Regions from separate parts of the Homo sapiens genome. Here region 1 is linked to region 2. The links are chromatin loops, found by intact Hi-C in ENCODE. Cell type or tissue: heart left ventricle. All regions are shown on one strand. Each heading gives the region's core, and the rest is flanking DNA. Links, peaks and the distances in the headings are about the cores only.

The links. Peaks named below come from ENCODE experiments on the same cell type or tissue, not always from the same donor. Only the 100,000 strongest peaks of a DNase experiment are listed, where the experiment ranks them.
Region 1: it touches region 2 in a loop (2.6-fold over the local background); 5 of 110 quality-filtered maps call a loop at or near these places.

The regions. Positions count from the first base shown.
Region 1 is chr18:60,801,817-60,813,407 of GRCh38, reverse strand. No RefSeq gene overlaps it. Among named protein-coding and RNA genes, the nearest start is that of MC4R, 430 kb to the right of the region's middle. RefSeq lists an enhancer at 8,603-9,338. In heart left ventricle, for the core only: a CTCF peak has its summit at 4,822 (motif pointing left); no DNase peak of the experiment used is centred there.
Region 2 is chr18:60,679,158-60,690,748 of GRCh38, reverse strand. No RefSeq gene overlaps it. Among named protein-coding and RNA genes, the nearest start is that of MC4R, 310 kb to the right of the region's middle. RefSeq lists enhancers at 4,844-5,343, 5,344-5,845. In heart left ventricle, for the core only: a CTCF peak has its summit at 5,727 (motif pointing left); no DNase peak of the experiment used is centred there.

The DNA of each region.
Region 1 (11,591 bases), core at 1,475-9,474, 120 kb before region 2:
GAGGCTTTCCCTGCCCACTTTGTCTGAAAGAGCAATCTCACCACTCTCTTTACCCTTATGCGGTTTTATTTTTTTTCTCATAGCACTTAACACCATGTGCTATTATATGACATAATTCATTCTGTGTCCATTGTCTATTTTCATCATTAGAATAATTTCATGTCAACATTGACTTTTGTTCAGTGTTATATTTTCAGCACCTAGAGAGTGTCTGCTAGTTGGCTGTATGTCCAGAAGAATCAACATATGTAGTTTAGGTATTTCTAAACCACGAAAGTTGCTTAATACACATATCCCAAGAATGTGCTAGAGGCAGAGTTAACAGTGTTTCTAGATTAGCTGCTCTCTTCATTGTACATTGTAAATGACAAACAACTAGAGCATCAGGGTCCCTTTGCTGCACCCACAGTCTTGCTTTTCCAGTCGGTATTACCATTCTTTCAGGAGGTTTGCTCCTAGAACTGGTGATGTAAAGAAGGGAAGTAGCTGTATAAGAACTTCAAGGGCTAATCCCTGGAAAGGAAGCAAAGGGATAATACCTTTTTAAGGGAAACAGTTTTATCAGTATCATTTGACCAGCCATAGATATGAGTTTACAGAGGCTTCCTGGCCTTTCTCCCAATTATGTTGTCTCTAAAACATGGAGACTCCATTTATCCCTCACCTAATGTAGCTACTATGGGCCATATTACCAGTGTGCATCGTGCTCTATAATTCCTAGTAATTTTTATTCTGAATGTGAAGGGAAGTGTCTTTCAACTTAAGAATCCCCAGGAGGACTTTATTATACCTCAGAATTTGGAAGTGCCCTGAAATTTTACTTTTAAAAATTATTTGTACTTTTTGAGGTGCTATAACATTCTTATATGTATCATTCTGTAATTAACTCTCTAGCTTAACTATAAATGGTAACTAAATTTTAAAGAGCCAATTGTAGGTATCCCAATATAACATTAAGAAAAACTAAAGGAATACACTTTTTTGCTACTTTGTTGGGGTGAAGTACTTAAAAGGGTAAGGTAGAAAGAAGAGACAAAGTCCTGAACCTTTCAAAATGGGAAATTAATTTTAAACTTAAAAACATGTCTTCATTACCTATTGCCGATACTGTCTTTGCATAAATAAATAAAAATAAGAAATATTTTAAAAAACATGTTTTTAATAATGCAATTACTTACTGGCTCCTCATAAAGAGCTTAGCATCTAGCCTAGAATAAGAATTAGTTACATGGGTGGATCCTAACATTCCTTTGAAATTTTTATGCTTTATATTTGAACTTTTCCAATCTCTTCAAGAAGATGAGCTCTTTGTTGTCTCATAATGGACTTAACTTTAGCCTGTTTATGTGAGCAAATTGTGTCTTTTGTAGGCTTTTAGTTTAATAGAATGAACTATGACAGTCTGATGTTATGCACATTGGCAATTTTGACCCCAGTATGGTTGAATGTATAGAATGTGAACATACACTAAATAGCTTTAAAACCCTCTCTTGTCTTGAACTGGTGAATTTTTACGTTAGCAAAAACTAATTCTAGAAAATGTGCCTACTGATTTTTTTTGGAATTAGGGCATCTTCTCTAAGTAATTTATGTTTTTAAAAAAATTATTTTCAAGTTTGTTTGTGATGAACCAAATCCCACTGCTGACTGGTGGAATTTTTAGGTGGATAATAAAAACAATATTTTATAAAGAAAACAGCTCTTATTTATTTAAGGAAGATGCTCTAATGAGGGTCAAAATCATATTTTGCAGTGTTAATTATTTCTCTATGAGAGGCCTATTATGTTAGCTCCATGCATGTATAGCTATGAATATATAGCTATGTATATATTTGTATATGCCTTATAGATTATGGTACGTTAGAGAGTCTTACCATGTTCCTCTACAGGATGTCTATTTAAGGTTTTCTATTAAAAATACTTTTAATCAAATCAATTAGTTCTTTTTCTGCTTAATCATACACTTATCCCTGTTTGAAATAATACATGCAGTGGAAATCCACTGATACTCATCCACCAAAAATATTTTAGTCATTTTCTCTTTGGAGCCAGATAAAGTTGAAATTCATTGTAGGTGGCTTAGAGTGTATTATTAGGTATTTTTGTGCTGTCTGACTTTCTGAAACTCCAAACACTTTTAACGATTAAAACAATTTTACTTAATAAGAGGCTTTGTGGTGAAATGATTGACTAGTTGCTATCTGCAAACAGCAATTTATAACCAAAAGGAGCTCTAAGATCCTGAAAATAATTGGTAGCTCGTTATTTGAATTAAATTGCTGAGTTTAGCTTTCCATTTAAATTTAAGCACAACCACATTTACCAACTATTAGTGTAGGCTTGGTAAATGAGTGTGCTCCCTCATATCACTCTTCCAAAACAACAAAATGACAGTGGAACTATAAATGGATGAAGTTCCAAAGGCTTAATAATTCAATTAACTAAATCAGTATTCAATAATAAAAAGGTTTGCTCCTACTTTCAAAAGGATATCTTTGCATTAAAGTTTCCTTACAAGTGGCTGAAGGACTAGCTAGACAGAAAGTTGCTATTTGGAACTTGGTCCTGAATGAGCACACAGTGTAACTCCATTTATGGCCACTTAGCTCGTTAACAGTCTCATGGCTAGAGTACCCAGAACCATTCTATATCTCACCGAGCCTTGGATGACCAGAATCCATAAGTTAAATGTGGGCAGGGACACATAACACAAATGGGTCAGTGCTACTATTCAGAGCTTGGGGTTATGCTGCGGATGGTTTGTCATCTTACATGAAGGACGAGATCTGAGTTTGTAATATTATAGGCCCCCTGATTCCAACACAAGCAGAGATGCTCAATTATTCCAGGCACTGCGCTAGACACTTTGCCTAAAGCAATTATCATCATCACAATAATCCTCTGATGAGGACTTTATTATTCTCCATTTAGATATGAGGACACTGATCTTCATAGTTAATGAATGAGCCAAACTATTGAGATTTTTTTTTTAAATTTAGGATTACTTAAATCCAGTGTTTGGTATCTTCCTACTAACCCAGTCTTTCTTAAAGCATTTAGGGTTTCAAATGAAATAGATCTATCCCCGTTATGTTTCAAAGACAACATGTTAGTGGGTAAATTGATGGTTCTGTGATTGCTTCAGTAGTTCCTAACTAAGGGCTGGGATTGCCACATGAATGAGCAGGTTAGCTTGATAGGCTCAGTGGGAAGGTCTCTCTGCACAGGTGTGCAGCCTTTGAGAAGTGCAGAGACAAGCTCCTTGCTGTTATTACGCAATGTGTTATTTCAGGACAAATTTATGCTTCTCCTAGGGAGCCTTCTAGAGTAATAATCTCTGACAAATGGTGATCCTGCTATACCTAGTCTCCCTGAATAGCTCCACCTGAATTTATTTTGCATGTAAATTACAGTGCTCATGTTAAAGAATCCCATAGATGTAGCTTTATTTCTACTTGTTAAGACCAAAAAGAAAAATGTAATGATTTGTTAAGATCATCTTTCAATCATTCTGCACTTTCTCCCAAGTGTTAATTTTCTTGCAAGTAGAAATAAGGAACTTGGGCTTCCCTTCCATTAAAAAAAAAAAAAATACCATTGTGAAAGTTTATGTGACCAGGTCCTGCAAACAACCAGAGACAAATATAAGCAGGTGTGCATATCATATCAAAATACTGCATTTTCCTTTTCTTGCATTTTTAAACATTAGTCGCAACTTTGTTTTGTTTTAATTTAGTGGAAAATAAATGTAATCGCTGTAATTTCATGTATAATTATTAGTAAAATGCCACTTTTACCTTTTCCATGGTCCTCATTTATTGTCCCCATTCTCTCTGTAAGCAGAATCTCCCCCAGGTGCTTCAAATTTTCAATGCTCAATTCCAGATTGATATTCTTTCCTCTACCATTAACTAAAGCTTTATCTGTGAAATGATTATTTTGTCCCATTTTTTCTTGATTAAAACAAACCAAAAGATGAAATTAAGAGAGAAGTAAGTAGAATAAAGCTCTCTTTATTACCTTTACCTTCTTCTAAATTGTTCATTGAGTAGCTTGTGAGGAGAGGTCATTAAAAGCATCATTAGTTGAAAAACACAGGCTTGTCTTTCCACATCCCCTACAGTTATATATCACACACTTCTTCTATAATTAGAATAATGCCAGCACTTTATAAATGGTCACTGACTGGTCTTGATTTATTAAAAGTCTAGACAAGTAAATGCACAAGATAGCCCTTTACACAGGGAGTATCTAAGTTTCCCTTGCTATATATTCAGACATCTAAAAGTTGTCCAGAATGTGCTACCATATCATCCTTTATTCTTAGGAAAATTCATTGTTTGTCCTGGTGAAAGTCAGTTTTACTTTTCTAGTCTTGTTTTGTTGGTTATATAAAGAATGGAGTAATTTTCAGCATCTATTCAAAAGCTTAATTATTTATAAAATTAAATAGTTTTTAAAATGAAAGTAAAATAATGTTATTTTATATTTAGTACTTTTGGAAGGTCCAGAAGGATATGTTCTGCTTAGTTAACCACATTGTGTTTTTTCTTTTGGAAATGCAAAGAAAGTATCTAATAATTTAAATATATATATATATATATATATATATATATATATATATATATATATATAATTTCTCTCATTTCTTCTTTTTAGCAGGGATCTACTTGTCTCTACCCAGAAATACAGATATAAAGTCAATGGAAGAGATAGATAGATAGATAGATAGATAGATAGATAGAAAGACAGACAGACAAAAAGATAGATGGATAGCTATTATTAACCTTTTATGACATTGAAAGAATGCATGCTGCCCTCTGGAGTCCACAAAAGGAAAATGCAAACCAAGTTTTTCTATCATCTTTAATATTTAAAATGTTTAATGCTACAAGTTGGAAAATAAACTGTATCTTTTACCTTTGCAATAAATAACATATAAGTAGCGCGACTAACAGGGAAGGGTTATGTTGAATCCTTAATTTGACCTTATGACGCATGTTTTCATGAAGTAATGAGGATTTTTCCCCTTACAATTTACTCACTATGTCTTTCCCAGTTACCAAAGGGCACAGAAATAAGTGTTAATGAAGAGAAAAATAGAGGATGAGATTAACAAAAAACAAATTAATCTTTGTGCCTACTTAATATCTTTTTGAAATATATATTACTTTGCACTTCAGATCATACTTTAAACTTTCTTATATAACATGTATGCCAAGTTTATGAAGTGAAAAATGTGGTTAAGAAAGATGATAATTAAAGAAAAGCTGTGAACATGGAATTGGGAATATATTCTTTCTATAGTAAGGCAACTTTTCTCTTATGAAAGTTAAAATAACACAGTGAAAGAGAAAGCCTTTGCTGCTACCTACTGAAGTGTGTGTGTGTGTATGTAGTGAGATAGATAGATGATAGATATATAGATAAATAGATAAATATGATCTCAGGCTTAGAACATAAGAGGTTGATTAATCATAAAAATGCAAGAGTTTCTATTTCGAGTATTCACAAGACTTAAGAAGTAGTCATTAGGAACCCAGATATTTGGAAAATTTCTTCCTGGAAAGGCTCTTCCTTCTTAAAATTAACATTTTTAATAACACTTCAAGGTTCATTTAAAATTTAAGTCCAAGAAAAGCTGTTCTCTACTTCAATACATTTTAGGAACTTACTATACTTTTTGCTGTGTCAACATCTCTAAACAATTCTACAATGTTTTTCAGAGTGTCACCTATTCAGAAAGGTTTTATTTTAACATATACACAATTAGATTGACTTTTACATCACGCTTCTAATGTAAGATTATTTACCTTCTTTTATGCATAATATGGTGAGAATCATTCAGGTTATTTGACTTATTTCTTAGCAAGAACATGATGCAGCCTGGATTAAAAATACAAATGGATGACTTCAAATTGCTTCTCTTTTTACTTAGCAAACTTTAAGTCAAATATATATAATCTGTATGGACACAAAATATAAAATAAGTTCAAGAATAAATTCTCTACAAAGTCATGCTGATAAACAATGTATAAATAATAACTGTGTATTCTTAAAAAATGAAGGAAGGGAACAAAAAGGAAAAAAGGACAGTGAAGGAAGGAAGGAAGGAAGGAAAGAAATGAAGAAGGGAGGGAAGAAAGGAAAATCAGCATTTCACTCAGTGACATGTATTGCCTTTTATATTTTTCATTTGGCATAGGAAAGAGCATAAATATATTATTCCAACTATGAGGATGGCAGAGGTATTTCTGACATAGCAAACTCAGGTATAGAGAAAAGAATATTATGGGAGAGTAAAAGAACCTAGGATGATAAGGAGCCACCAGGGCATAGCTGTGGTTTGTTGGAAGAAATAGTTGACTATACAAAGACATTTAATGAGAAAAGAAAATAGAACACTCTTTTAAAGGGTACATTTTTAAAACCATTTTCCATCTGTGTTCCTAGAAATGTGAGTTCAATCAATGAATAATTCTTCCAAGGCAGATAAAGGAAAAATGCAGAATGTATTCACTTGGCCAAGATATGCAGGACAGTCAACTGGTAACAGCTTCAGTTGCCCTGGCATCAAGGTTTAATTGAACCAAAAAGCAATTCTGAAATTTCAAAAGAAAATTATTTCTTTTATGAAATCTGTAAAATTGGACAGGAGCTTTTGAAGACATAAAACTAAATTGAGGGTAAAATGGACTTATGAATTCAAACCATAAAGGTTATCAATTTTATCCCCATTTAGTTTAGTTAAGTATAAAGTAATCATTTTCTTTCCATCCCACTTCATTTTCTTTGCTTTTATATCCCTATGTCACAAATTCAGTATGCAGACACTGTGGCAGAATGTAAAACATGAACAATTGCAATATCTTGGTTCTATTGGAAGCCATGATATTCTGGGACCATGTCTTTAGGAAAACTTTGTCAGTTGACTTTCATTGCTTTAAAAAATCTGATATATCACACTATATTGTAATACAGACTGATTTTTCTGTCTGTCTTCCACATGAGCATGTCATGTTGAGAGAGTTGTTGACATTTGTTTCTATGCCACTAGTACTTCCCTCAGTATCTTGGTATATATTATGGCACTCAACAAATGTTTAAAATATGATTTGTTGGGGAAAAGTATATGATGGGGAAAATTATATACTTTAAAACTATATACTTTTATATATGGTGGGGAAAAGTATATGACGGAGAAAAGTATATATGATGGGGAAAAGTATATGATAGAGAAAAGTGTACATGATGGGGAAAAGTATATGATGGGGAAAAGTATATACATGGGGAAAAGTATATGATGGGGAAAAGTATATACATGGAGAAAAGTATATACTTAATACCCAAATGGTGCTTTGTAACATAACAATGGCAATATCTTACTGGTATTGTGGAAACATATAAATTTATTTTTGCTTTCAGTCTATGGCTCAATGAAGATCTTCTGCTAGTATGAAAAGATGTGGTTGATCTTGACTAGATGTGAGCATGCACTTGTAGTCAGTTTGTGGGTTGCCTGAGAGCTGGTTGACGTAGGATATCCTCAACTGAGAACTTACATCTTTTCAGCATGTTCTCTAATCTTCCCATTGGTTAGTCCAGGCTTATTCTCTGGAATGTGCAGGCATCCACTAAAGTTTCTAGTCTTGAAACTGGCAAAAGCCTCCTCTGCTTCATTCTGTTGACCAATGCAAGTCACAGGACCAGCACAAATTCAAAAGTGGAAAAATAGACTATACCTCTTGATAAGAGAAGCAGCAGTCCCTTACAAGGCTCATGGAGACAGTGAAGCCATTAACTGGTACAATCAATGTAGTACACACTACCTAAAGGGCATTATGCTAATTTACATATGTATCCAAGTCATCCAAAACTATGACATGAATTCTCTCACAGATATATAAATAAATATAATTCAAGGGCGTATGTCAGATTTGTTCAAACTACTTTTGTTTAAAATAAGTTTCTGATGAAAAAAGGGAATTTAGAAACAAAACAATCATTTAAACACTGAGAACCACAGCTCAAACAATAAAGAAATTATACAATAAAGATGCTAATGAAACAAAGAGAAGGAAGGAAGGAGGGGGAGGAACAGATAATGACTAAACAGAGCAAAACAGCTAAACTGCTGCAATCAAAGCAAGTAGCAAGAAAACAAAAGGCACTGATTAAATTCAACCTCTCTGCTCCCAAAATAATATGTGTGCTGCATGGTTTTTGACAAACAGTATGGTAAAGATCTAAGTTAGATTACAGCAAGCATTATTGATTCTATTTTCATTCCTATTAGAGGAAAGATGCAGTTCCTTGATCAGTTGGAAAAAAATGCATATTAAAGTACTATTGTACAACTGTAGCAGGGCCACTTGAAGTTATTATGTCCTTGCTCTGGCCTTGAGGCTTTGGAAGAAAACCATATATTGTCGTTCACATTCAGCTTGGCAGAGTGCAAAATGACATATCATCAAAGCCCCTGTATTTGCAAATCAAGAGACCAGTTGTCTGCTTGAGGACAATTTACATGGTGTTGCGGCAAAGCCAAGGCCAAAGGCTGAATGTTAGAAACATGAAATAATTAGCAAAAGAAGGTAGTGATGAAGAAAACCAAGAAAGCCTTAACATTTCCCTCAGGTAGATTATACACAGGCTGATTCCTGCCTCTAAGTCCCTGAACTGCTTCTCATGCAAGCGTTACAGAATCCAGATGGCCTAACCACAGGGTCGCTTTACTCACTTTCCTTAGATCATTTACATTAAAAAAGTTGTAATTGTAAAATCTTTCTTTTCCCCTTTCAGATGTAGATCCTTTTAAAAGTCTGTTGACAGTTTTTACAAAGACCTGAGATCTATCCTTTTGAAATGTAATCATTAAGGGAAATAGCACTCCTATTTTCTAGTGTCCCTGGGAGTATAGGGTCCTATTTCTGGTGGGCACGTAGGGCTAGGTGTAAAACTTCCTTCTGTCATGAAGATACAAAGAAAGTTTACTTCTTTTTTTTTTTTTTCTTATTTTACTTTCAGTTCTGGGACACATGTGCAGAACATGCAGGTTTGTTACGTAAGTATACATGTGCCATGGTGGTTTGCTGCACCTATCAACCCATCATCTAGATTTTAAGCCCCACTTGCATTAGGTATTTGTCCTAATGCTCTCCCTCCCCTTGTCCCCACCCCCTGACAGGCCCCAGTGTGTGATGTCCCCCTTCCTGTATCCATGTGTTCTCCTTGTTCAACTTCCACATATGAGTGAGAACATGTGGTATTTGGATTTCTGTTCCTGTGTTAGTTTGCTAACAGTGATGGTTTCCAGCTTCATCTATGTCCCTGCAATGGATATGAACTCATTCTTTTTAATGGCTGCATAGTATTCCATGGTGTTTATGTGCCACATTTTCTTTATCCAGTCTATCATTGATGGGCATTTGAGTTGGTTCCAAGTCTTTGCTATTGTGAATGGTGCTGCAATAAACATATGTGTGCATGTGTCTTTATAGTAGAATGATTTATAATTCTTTGGGTATAGACCCAGTAATGGGGTTGCTGGGTCAAATGGTAATTCTGGTTCTAGATCCTTGAGGAATTGCCACACTGTCTTCCACAAAGGTTGACCTAATTTACACTCCCACAAAGAGTGTAAGAGCATTCCTATTTTTCCACAGCCTCGCCAGCATCTGTTGTTTCCTGACTTTTTAATGATCACCATTCTAAATCGTGTGAGATGGTATCTCATTGTGGTTTTGATTTGCATTTCTCTAATGACCAGTGATGATGAGCTTTTTTTCATATGTTTGTTGGCCACATAAATGTCTTCTTTTGAGAAGTGTCTGTTCATATCCTTCACCCACTTTTTGATGGGGTTGTTTTTTCTTGTAAATTTGTTTAAGTTCCTTGCAGATTCTGGATATTAGACCTTTGTCAGATGGATAGATTGCAAAAATTTTCTCCCGTTCTGTAGGTTGCCTGTTCACTCTGATGATAGTTTCTTTTGCTGTGCGGAAGCTCTTTAATTTAATTAGATCCTATTTGTCAATTCTGGCTTTTGCTGCAATTGATTTTGGCGTTTTAGCCATGAAGTCTTTGCCCCTGCCTATGTCCTGAATGGCATTGCCTAGGTTTTCTTCTAGGGTTTTTATGGTTTTAGGTTTTACATTTAAGTCTTTAATCCATCTTGAGTTAATTTTTTTATAAGGTGTAAGGAAGGGGTTCAATTTCTGTTTTCTGCATATGGCTAGCCAGTTTTCCCAGCACCATTTATTAAATAGGGAATCCTTCTCCATTGCTTGTTTTTGTCAGGTTTGCCAAAGATCAGATGGTTGTAGATGTGTGGTATTATTTCTGAGGCCCCTGTTCTGTTCCATTGGTCTATATATCTGTTTTGGTACCAGTACCATGCGGTTTTGATTACTGTAGACTTGTAGCATAGTTTAAAGTCAGGTAGCGTGATGCCTTCAGCTTTGTCCTTTTTGCTTAGGATTGTCTTGGCTATATAGGCTCTTTTTTGGTTCCATATGAAATTTAAAGTAGTTTTTTTTTCTAATTCTGCAAAGAAAGTCAATGGTAGCATTGAATCTATAAATTACTTTGGGCAATATGGCCATTTTCATGGTATTGATTCTTCCTATCCATGAGCATGGAATTTTTTTCCATTTGTTTGTGTCCTCTCTTATTTTGTTAAGCAGTGATTTGTAGTTCTCCTTGAAGAGGTCCTTCCCATCTCTTTTAAGTTGTATTCCTAGGTATTTTATTCTCTTTGTAGCAATTGTGAATGGGAGTTCACTCTTGATTTGGCTCTCTGCTTCTCTATTATTTGTATATAGGAATGCTTTACTTTCATTTGGATAAGGCCAATTAGCCAAAAACTGTCATATGATTTTCTTACTTTAACTCCTAAAAGCTCAGACTGGATTCTGGTTTCTCCCCTCTATTGTGATAGCCTTGTATAAAGTCTTCCTTTCATGTTTAACTGTGGTGAAATTTTTCATTGACAAACATCCATACATTAGCAAAACTGAAATGTTTATAAAGCACTTCTGAAATTTAAAAAGAAATTACAGAAATTCTAAGAAGACTGAATGTCTCTACACTAATTAATGAGCAAATAGTTTAACTTTTTGGTAAGCCCCTATTATTCAGAACTGAATTAAGTTAGGCTAAAACTAAGAATAGTTCCTCTTAATTGAGTGAAGAAAAAAATGTCTTCTGTCATGTAAATTGTATGTGAACTTTCTCTCTGAAGTCTCCTTCTCCATGGATATTTCTGTTTAGCCTTAACAGCATACACTGCTGCCCATGGTTTCCCTGTGAAGAAAATAGAGAGGGGCTTATAATGGAAAAAAAAATGGCCTATTTAAAAATTAGCTAAATTTGTATCTGATTAAGTTTAATTCCATTCTAATGTACTTTTAACATCTGCGTCTTAGGTTATAGGCCTTGTTTGAAGGCCTAAGGGAATTAGATTTCGATAATCTTAGAGTCTAGTGAGGAAGACTGATGTTCACACAATGACCCCTAGAATACATGCAAAGAAAAAACGCAATGAGAGAGGGACACACAAAGAATCAAAGATTTTATAGGCAGGAGCTATT
Region 2 (11,591 bases), core at 1,214-9,213:
AGACTCTGTAAAATCCTAAGCAGAGGCCTTATCTTTGCTGTGCCTGGACTTGACCTGCAGAAGCTGTAAGATGGTAAATGGTGGTGGTTTTAAGTTCCTAAATTTGTGGTAATGCAGCAATAGAAAATGAATACATCCTATATTATTCTCTGGCTCACGTAAAACTGTAGTCTTTCTCTAGGTCTTTTTTGTTTTGCTCTGATGCACTTATGAAGACATGCTCATTTCAATACTCTGTGTAAATTTCAGAAAATTTGCACAGAAAATAAGGCAGAATAATTTGGAACATGAACGTACCTCAGAGTTAAAAAATATATACATATATCAAATTGTAAGACTTACAGCCAACTTCTAGTGTTGAATCACAATTTGGTGAAATGAGGTAATAACAATAGTAAAGATAGCAATAAAATTATTATTGACAAACAGCTCACACTTAAAATGTGGTGCACTTAATATGTAAAAATTTTAAACTTCATAATTTTTTAATTTTCCTGTTTCAACAGATGAGAAAATACCCTTAGAAAAATTGAGTGACTTGCCAAAATTCACAGTCACGAAGTGGTGGAATTGGGTATGAAAGAAGGCTGCCTAACTCCACAGACAGAGTTTTCATCAATGCCTTCACATTTTGTGAACAAAAACAAACAAATAAAATCAAAGGTCATTTTTAAAAGGATGACTATTACATTTGGGATATACAGAGTGAAGATCATCCAAGAACAACCAAATTCAATAGTCTTTAATATTTGAGAACATGATGCATTAAGATTCAGACCAAACTCAAATGTGTATCAACCAGGTACCTAAATGCTTCACAGATACTAAACTGTCTGCACCCATAAGCCTGAAAATCCTAATTCATGATTAAATATATTGAACTACTAATAATATTAAGTAGGGGTTATACAACATAGTATAACTTAATAGAACTTTACAGACTATTTAAATCAAGACTATTGTACAAATTAGTGATGTGAATCTTGGGAGAGAAAGACTTACTCAAGATCAGCCAATTTTCCTTCTTAATTAACATTGTCCTCAAGAAACAAGAAAATCATAGGTGCAACGTAAATAAAGCCGTAAGAGTTGAAGTCCGCTCATTGCCCTGGAATCACCCTTAGGTGCTTTTCTTAAATATGAAATGTGTGTTTTTCTTCTCTCTCCTGTGCAGAATCACTGGAGGTTGTAAAATCAGGTTTGGGGCCTGATTTTTAGGCAGGTTCAGGGCATCAAGCAGGTGATAACTGGGAGAAGGCCTGTAATATTTAAAGAATTAAAAACACAAAATAATGGCATACCAAAAATGTCAGTTAGTTCCAAGGCCATAGAATATAAGCTTTCAGATCTATGTCAGTTGAATTTTCAAACTTAGTCATATTTTCAGAACCTCTTATAATTGTCATTACTTCTATTGTTGTGTGTGGAAATCCAGAGAGTCCCTTATACTCTAATTCTCTTAGTGTCCTGGAAATTTTCTAACAAATTCCAGCAACTTACACAGTACTGTCTCATATGCCACAGCTTTTGCTAAATATACTCTACAATACAGCCCCACACCTATGCACAATTTCTATTCAGCCTTCCTGGAAATCCATCAGAAAATAACCATCAAAGATAGGTGGCTACAAGCCACTTTGAATATGCTCATCCACTGTATCTTCTTGCATGTACTTTGATGGGTCTGCATTAAGTGCAATATTATGCATGTCTATTCAATAGGTCAGATATTGACTACAAGTCATAGCAAGCAAGTGCTAAATTCCTCCCAATATTTTTTCTGCTCAAATCAATGGGCATTGGCTTCACAGCAAAAATCAGTAATAGTGACAGATTTCAATGCTCTTGCTAGAAATTTATGTTAATGCAAACAGCCTCTACATTATACATGACCCGGTTGCATAGGAGGCAGATAATCAATATCTTTATATCCCTTGGATTAAATTCTCTTCTTAGAATATGCTAATTAAAAGTGAACCATAGTACTAATATTTTCTGCATAATTAAGATAATTTTATAAGGCAAAATAAATTATAATATAGTAAACACTTTTGTTTGAAAATTAATACCAAATAGAGTAACACACAAAAACCCAACTGCCAATAGCATATCTGACCATAAAAATTAGTTATTGTAACCCCCAAAACCAAACTGTAAACCACATTTGTTCCATTTTACGTTGCTATTATATCTTAATAATAAAGTTGTGTATGTGTGCGTGTGTGTGTGTGGCCCTGTGTTCAGAGGTATCAGCTCAAAATGTGAAATATTGTGAGCTGCTTTTGTACCAGGATAATGTGTAGGTAAGGAAGCAATTTAAAGGAATATAATGCATTCTTTAATATCAGTACAGCTTTCAATGGGACTAAAACTTAATGATTTTTTGAGGGGAGAAATAAATGGGTTGAGCTCCATCACATGTCTACTCAATTTCACACTGTAGATAGTGTTTTAAGAGAAAATTTATGGTGGAAGTTGCAAAAGTAATTTCTCTGCAACACCAGAACTATTGTTCTTTAAAAGATGCATCTATAATTTGTTCTTGGCCTCAGAGTGGAGGAAAGACCTGCTAGCACAGAAATATCCAAATCTAAAGGAATGAGAAAAACAGACATTTGACATATACTGAATGAAGAATAAAATATTGCCATAGGTGTTATAAGAAATCCATGGAACTTATGACATGAATTAGAAATACAAACAATCCATCTTACTCTTTCTTGGATTTCCCAAGTGACAGATACCCTTGATATGTCATTTATTATTTTAAAATACGCTCATTGATAAACCAGCCTTTTTCTCTTCCTTTCCATCACTAGCCTCATGCTGTTTCTTCTTTGCCAGTGAGTTCCAAATCATGAGCTCAATTGTTTATTTTCAGAACAGTGTGTTCTATCTCTCCTTAGGATAAGATACAGAGGGGAAGGACTTCGGCTGTCTATTTGCAATACGTGTGCAACCTCTGGAACATCCATCCCTAATCTCCTTGAAGCCCTTCATTCATTATTAATTGAAGATAACGAAATAAAAAATCTCCACCAGAAGCAAAATCTATAAATGCAATAATAGTAACCTATTTTATATGATAGATGACTTTATATTTTTCATATTTAACTGTAAATTGTGAAACAAAACTAAAAAGTGAAGATGAGAAAATAGTAGAAATAAAATAGAAATCTACACTTAAAAGTAAATGTACAAAAAGAGGCTATCAATGAATTCTTCTCTATATGTTCTTTGCATGTCTTTCACTCCTGGGAGATTTGGGCACTCCGGTAAAATTTCTCTTACGTTTATGTTTCACAAGACAATTAATTCTACTCTAATCTCAGTGTAATGATTTCACTCTTCTGTTAAATAAAAGGAAACTCTACTTTTTGATATTTTAAACTACTTATTCTTGGCTATTCTTTTCCTGTTCATTTTTTTCCTAATAAAAATCAGTTATAAAACTCTGGGACAGGGTATCGTAATGGCCAGGGTCATATTTTTCCCAATGATAAGTCTATGTAAATATTTTATCCAATTCCCAATTCTTCACCTAGAATATCGAAACATGAATTTCATTCATTCATTTAACGTATGTCAATTACCCAGTGTATGCCATGGAATGTGCCCAGGCCTTGGGGAACAAAAATGATAAAGAAAACAGTATATTAGGAGTTGATAACCTAGTGGAGAGCTTAGTCATAGAAACATATATTTATGATAAAATATAATAATTTTACTAGAGGTAAATAAGGGTAGACAGTCAGGGAAAAGTGAAGTTTAGATTCAATATAAAAAATAAGAGAGGTGTTAACAAAATGAGAGTTTCAAAACTGTCAGCATAATTTGAAAGCTTAGGTGTGCTGTAAATAAATGTTGAAATACAAAAAATACAAATCTACTCAATTTATCGCCAAATGAATTATTCTACCTGTTAAATGTGGAAAGTTTAATTTAGAGAAAAATAAAGTTTGATTTCATTTTTGTTGAAAACAAAAAAAGAAGGAACATGAATGTTACAGTAACAATGGTAGTAAAGCTTAGCATTTTGCATTTTGTAATATATTTCCTCATGCCTTTAGTTTACTCCTGAACCTGGTCAAGCAATTTATTCTGCTTGGGCTTATCTTGCTGCTTCTGTATCACCTTTCTATTTGTAAGTTGTGATAATGCTTCCCCGGTTTCCCTGGTATCTCCCAGTATAATACTATCTCTAAAATACTCTTTCTAGCCTTCCTTTTCTATTCATATTGGATTCACCAATTAGCCTGTCTGGCTGATATGCCTCGCTCCTTGCCACAGACAAATCCACCAGTGCTATTCCTGAGGGCTGCTGTGGAAACAGCTTCTCTGGTCACCATCACTGAGATCTTGCCCGGCCAAATTCATGGGTGGAAAAAGTGTGAATGCCCCACTTCAGGACCTCTCAAATGGAGAGCTCCCAGAGTAGAACTGTTTGTCAGAGGATTTACTTCTGCATCGGAGTTGGGTCCCTTTCTGATTTTGGAAGTCCTGGGGGTATTGATATAGACTTTGGCTATTGCTTCTGGGGCTTCAAATTTCAAGTTTTAATATATGTTCTCCTCTTTACCTGAACTTCTTATCTCTTCATTTGAATTTTTATGTCCCTTTGCCCTCTGACTTTTTAATCATTTCACTATCAGGATCCACAATATTTGTTTTTTATGATATATTACATAATCAAATCATTTCTGCTAGCTATGCCATGATGGGTATATTTGCCCGCCATTTTTCCAGGCTCTTCTTTAAAGTTTCATGCATCAAATATCATGACTTAAAGGAGTAAATCTTCACTATCTAGTTGAGCCTTTTAATTTTCTTCACAAGAAAGATAAGACACAGAGGAAAATGGTCCACACTCAAGAGGTACAAATCCAACACCTAGGAACAGAAACTACCCAGACGTACCGTTCTCAGTCCCAAAATACTGCTTGACAAAAGTGGCTTTGTAGTCTCTGTCACAATTCCTTCATGAATATTTAGGGATGAATGGAAAGAGACTCAATTTCCAATAAGATAGAAAGCTCTGAGTGACCTTCATTTGTATGAAATATGAACAGTCTTGACACAAAACATAAATAATATCTACACAATATAGGGTTTTTGTTGTTGTTCTTTTGTCTTTTGTTGGTTGGTTGTTTTGTGTGGTCTTGACTCAGTTTTGAGGTCCTGGCTAGAAACGAGTCGGTTCCTTTCTTGAGCAGCCGACCTCCCTTGTCTTCTCATGGCCAGGTTCCAGATGTCAGGGGACAGGCCCTATGCCCCAGCGCACTGAATTATTTAAATTAGCCAGCCTGAAACCTGCCTGTCCTGCCTTGCCCTTGCCTCTGGCAGAAACCATAATAACAGCTCTTGCCCGCAACCCCTTCCTGCCCCTGCCTTGGGGCCAACCCAGCACCTCTCCGGAGTGGCCTGGGGTGGCTGGCTGTGCTCTCCCAGGAAGCTGGGTGTGACACAACTGTAAAATTTGTTTCTCTTTCTGGATCCCTGTGGAGTCTCACCATGCCACACCCAAGGTAATGTGGTTAAAACAACTTAACATGTTGCATTTTTTCAGTAATATTTCGCTTGAGAATGGTAAAAGAAATATCAACATATATGGGAACAAATGCAGTTAAGGCCTAAGTTTACTTAACTCGCCATAGATAAAAGATGTCGATGTTTTAGAACTCTTACAAAAGTGTATTTGACACCCTGTGGACTCATAATGCCATCTAGTGGAACAATTAAATAAATGCAAGGAAGGTCTGTGTGTGTGTTTTATATTAGGAAAATTGTAAAAGGATTGTTAATTGTATTTTGTGAAGTCACAGTAAAGTAACTTATGCTATTGAAGCTATAAAATTTAGTTCTAAGAGTCATGCTATCCAACACTTTTCCACATACAGCTAACAAGGTCTACTAATGATTAGTAAAATGGCCCTCATCTGTCATTTATTCAGGATAAATTTAAGAAAATTGCTTAATTTGTCTGAGCCTCAGATAATTTATATATATAATATCAGTTAATATTCTTACAAGAGAACACTGCAAGGAGTGTACTAATATTCTCATTTTTAAATGAGAAGTCAGATTCTTTTGATAGAAACCAATGAGGTACTTTACAGAAGCTAATTCTCTCCGCTTATCAACCCTTTAAATAATATTTTATTTATTAGAATTTTGGCTAAATGGCACACCAAAATCCATGGTCTCCTGATTACTTTGAAATTTTCACAGAAACAGAAAATGATTTCTATTTCATTTAGTTGTATATATACAAAATGTGTTACATGTACACAAGGTGTGTTACATATACACAAAGTGTGTATATGTGAAACCAAATGAAATGTCTTTGTCTATAAACAAAGACATTGCCAAGTCAGATTTGAATTTCCTTCGGATATACTAGAAAATTTTTAAGACAGTAGGAGGGTACTCTAGAGAAAACATAAAATCTTGTTAAAATAAAAAACGATAAAAGGAAGAGTGGGAAACAATTATTTGTTCTGGCTTAAGCAAGGCATTTGACACTATTTAAGTCAGTCAGTGAAACCCACATGGTGGACTCTACTTCATCCCTCGAGTTGTGTATCTAACTGCTCTCTAGAAGGGCAAACATACTACCCCAGCTAGGTCACCATGTGTCATCCCTTAAACTCTACAGTGACATTTCAGCAAAGGATACCTTTCTTCATAGAATTTTTCTTCAATAACTTCTTAAATTTAGATTTGTTGAGATATAATTCACCACTGTACAATTCACTCTTTAAATGTACGTTTCTATCTGTTTTAGCAATTATATACAACTATGTAACCACAATTACAAATGAGAAATAAAATATTTCCATCATCCCAAAATTTTCCTTGTGCCTCTTGTAGTCAATCCCCTTCCCTCAACTTGCAGGATCTGGTAACCATTTCTACTTTTTTGTGTTTTTATCATTTGGCTTTTCTAAAATGTCACACAAACAGAATTAGACGATATGTAGCCTTTTGTGTCTGGCTTCTTTCACTTATGATAATTCTTAACAGATTTATTCATATTGCTACATGTATCTGTGGTATGCTATTTTTATTGTTGAATAGTATTCCACTGTATGAATATCTCACAATTTATTTGTCCAGTCAAAACTTGACGTTTATTTTCAGTTAGGGACTGTTATAAATGAAACTGCTATAAACTTTTCCATATATGCTTGTTGTGGACATACATTTTTATTTGACTTAGGTAGATATCTAGATGTAGGATTGCTAAATCATATGATATGGTTTGGCTCTGTGTACACACCCAAATCTCATTTCAAATTGTAATCCTCAGGTGTCAAGGGAGGGAGGTGATTGGATCATGGGAGCAGTTTCCCCCATGCTATTATTGTGATAGTGAGTGAGTTCTCGTGAGATCTGATGGTTTTGTTAGGCAGTTTCCCCTGCTCTTGCTTGCTTCTCTCTCCTGCTGCCTTGTGAAGAAGGTGCTTCTTCCCCTTCACCTTCAACCATGATTGTAAGTTTCCTGAGGTCTCCTCAGCTATGTGGAACTGTGAGTCAATTAAACCTCTTTTCTGTACTTATAAACTCAGTCTCCAGGAAGTTCTTTATAGCAGTTTGAAAATTGACTAACATATCATGTTTGATATTTTCAAATGGAAGGGTTGGGTGCGGTGGATCACATCTATAATCCCAACGCTTTGGGAGGCTGAAATTGGAGGATCACTTGAGCTCAGGAGTTTGAGACCAGCCTGGGCAACACAGTGAGAACTTGTCTCCAGTAAAATTAAAAAAAAATTAGCTGGGAATGATGGCATGCACCTGTAGTTACAGCTTCTTTCAGGGGCTGAGGTGGGAGGACCACTTGAGCCTAGGAAGTAGAGGCTGCAGTGAGCCCTGATAGTGGCATTGCACTCCAGCTTGGGCTACAGAGTAAGACTCCATCCCAAAACAAACAAACAAACAAACAAACAAACAGAAACAAACAAACAAAATAGAAAAATCCTGTGCAACTGTTTGCCAAAGTGATTGCTCTACTTTCATTACTACTAGCAATCTCTGAGAGTTCCTGTTGCTTCACATCTTCAGCAGCACTTGATATTGTCAGTTTTTATTTTTAGTTATTCTAGTAAGTGTGTAGCAGTTCTTCATTATGGTTTGATTTGCATTTTTCTAATGACTAATGATAGTGACAGTCTTTTCATATGCATATTTGCTACCTATGTCTGTTCTTTTGGCATGGAGGACACCTCTGTTGTCAAGTACATCAAATTGATTGTATGGTTTTTCGGTCTTTATTCTTGTCGATATTCTATCCATTCTCTCCATTTCTGGTATAAATTACTGAGAGAAAATTGAAGTCTTAACCTCTGGTTGTATGTAGATTTAATTCCTTTTTAAATTTTATTACTTTTATTGAAGGAGAATACACATAGGAAAGTGATATTTTCTTGATGAATTGACTCCTTTATCATTTTCTCACCCTTTCCTTTTTTTTAACTTTCAACTTAAAATTGTCACATCTGTTTATTCCAGCATCATATTCTCTTACTTTCAATTGACTCCTTGAGAACATTGACATTTCATGTAATTATCCATATGGTTGGCTTTAAAATGACCATCTTAAGTAGTATTTTCTATTTGCTTCATGTGTTCTATCTCCTATACATTTTTGCTTCTATTTTCTTAATTGAGGGTTGTGGGCTGTTTTTAAAATTCCACCAATGGCTATTAGTTATATGTCTTTTTTAATTTTTAGTGGTTACTGTAGGATTTACAGCATAAACCTTTTTTGAGTGCCTCTCTTTCAACTCGTTGCTTTTCTTCAGTACTGTGTTGGCTATTATGTGTCTTTTATCTTTTCATATAAACATTATCATCAGGTTTTGATATCCACAAAATAGTTTGCTGGAATTTTTATTGGAATTGCATTGAATCTGTAGATCAAATTAGGGAGAACTAACATCTTAATGTTGACTATTTCTATGCATTAAAGTAGAGTATCTCCTCATTTAATTAGATATTCTTTCTTTCATCACAATTTTTTATTTTTCCTCACATAGATCTTGTATACTTTTGTTACATTTGTACCTAAGTATTACTTTATTGTGCTAATGTAAAGAAGATCGTGTTTTTCATTTCTAATCCCAAGACTTTTTACTGGTATACAGAACCTAAACATTAGCAAAGTCAAACCATTGAGGCCTTGATAACATTGACATTTCGTGTAATTACCTTTTATATAGTAAATTATCTCTTATATAGTAAGATTTTATATAGGCTTTCATATAGTAAGATTGTATGCTGCAAACCTGCTATAATCACTTAGCATCTCCAGGAGTTTGTCTTTTGTTTGCTGTTGTTGCTTTTATCAATTCGTTAGGATTTTCTATATGCACGTTTAGTTTGCAAACAAAGGAAGAAAGGAAGTTGTAAATCAGTATGCCTTTTATTTCCTTTTCTTGTCTTATTGTTCTACCTTGGATTTGCAGTATGATAGTGAACAACAGTAGTGAGAAAAGATCGTTGCCTAGTTCCCCATCTTAGGGAAAAAGCATTCAGTTTTATGATTAAGTATGATGTTAGCTGTATTTTGTTTTGGTTTGTTTTTTTTTAGATATTTTATTTTTTTAAAGCAGTTTTATGTTCACAGCAAAATTGAGTGGAAAATAGTGAGTTCCTATATACTCCCTGTGCTCACACATGCACAGTCTTCCCCACTATCCATATCCTATGCAAGATTGATACATTTGTTACAATTGATAGAACTACATTAACAAGTCAATATCACCCAGTCCATAGTTTACATAGGTTTCACTCTTGGTGTTATATATTCTATGAGTTTTGACAAAACTATAATGACATTTATCTACCATTATAGTATCATACAGTATAGGTTCACTGTCCTAAACATTCCCTGTGCTTGGCCTATTCATCTCTCTCTCCTTCCCCACTGATACCTGGCAACCACTGATCCTTTTATTATATACATAGTTTTGTCTTTTCCAGAATGTCATAGTTGGAATCATGCAGTATGTACTTTTCTCAGATTGTGTTTTTTACTTTAGTTTCCTGCATGTCTTTTTGTGACTTGATAACTTACTTTTTTAGTGCTGAATATTATTCCACTGTCTGGATGTAATACAGTATATTTATCCATTTACCTAGTAAAGGACATTTTGGTTACTTTCAAATGTTGGCAATTATAAATAAAGCTGCTGTAAACATCTGTTTTCAGGTTTTGTTTCAACTCATTTGGGTAAATACCAAAAAGCGTAATTGCGGGGTCATATGGTAAAAATATATTTTCTTTCTGTAAGAAAAAAAAATGCCAAACTGTCTTCTAAATGACTGTATCATTTTGTATCCCCGCCAGCAGTGAATGAGAGGCCTTGTCGTTCCACATCCTTGCCAGGACTTGGTGTTATCAGTGTTTTGGATTTTGGCCCTCCAGTAGGTGATAGTGCAATGGCATGGATAAACCTGGAGGACATTATCTTAAGCAAAATAAGCCAGGCACAGAAAGACACATACTGCATTATCTCATTAATACGTGGAATCTAAAACAGCTGAACTCCTACAAGTACAACCTGTCACAGGCGTGTGAATCAGAGCAACTCCATCTTGAGTAGGGGCTGGGTAAAATAAGTCTGAGACCTACTGGGCTGCATTCCCAAATGGGTAGGCATTCTAAGTAGCAGGATCAACTAGGAGGTCGACACCAGATACAGCTCATAAAGACCTTGCTGGTAAAACAGTTTGTAGTAAAGAAACCAACTAAAACCCACCAAAACCAAGACAGCGATGACAGTGACTGCTGGTCGTCCTCACTGCTACAGTCCCACAAGTGTCATGACAGTTAGCGAATGCCATGGCAATGTCAGGAACTTACCTATATGGTCTAAAACGGGAAGGCATAAATAATTCACCCTTTGTTTAGCGTATAATCAAGAAATAACCATAAAATGGGCAACCAGCAGCCCTCAGGGAGGCTGTGCCAACGGAATAACCATTCTTTATTCCTTTACTTTCTTATTAAATTTGCCTTCACTCTATGGATTTGCCTCAAATTCTTTCTTGTGCGAGGTCCAAGAACCCTCTCCTGGGGTCTGGATCAGTACCCCTTTCCGGTAACAAGAGTAGAATGGTGGTTCTCAGGGGTTGGGGGTGGGATGGAGGTAAGGGGATGTTAGTCAAAGGAGACAAAATTTCAGTTAGATAGGAGTAAATTCAAGAGAGCTATTGTACAACATAATATAGTTCATAACAATGCATTGTATTCTTTGAAAATTGTGGGGAGAAAAAGCAGAGTCTAAGTGTTCACACCACAAAAAACGAAAAACTATGCAAGGTAACGCATACCTTAACTAGCTGTATTGAGCCACTCCGCAATGTATATATATTTTAAAACATCATATTGTACATGATATCTACAATCTTTAATATGTCCATTTAAAATAAATTTTTAAAAAGTTGCCCTAATTGCCTCCCAAAATATCTCTTTTAGTTGGATTCTTTTATTTCCAATTAAAATTTGCACATTGTATTTAATCTTTATGTTTCTTAGTCTAGGATGAACAGTTTATGCATATTTATTTTCTTTCTTGCCATTGAAA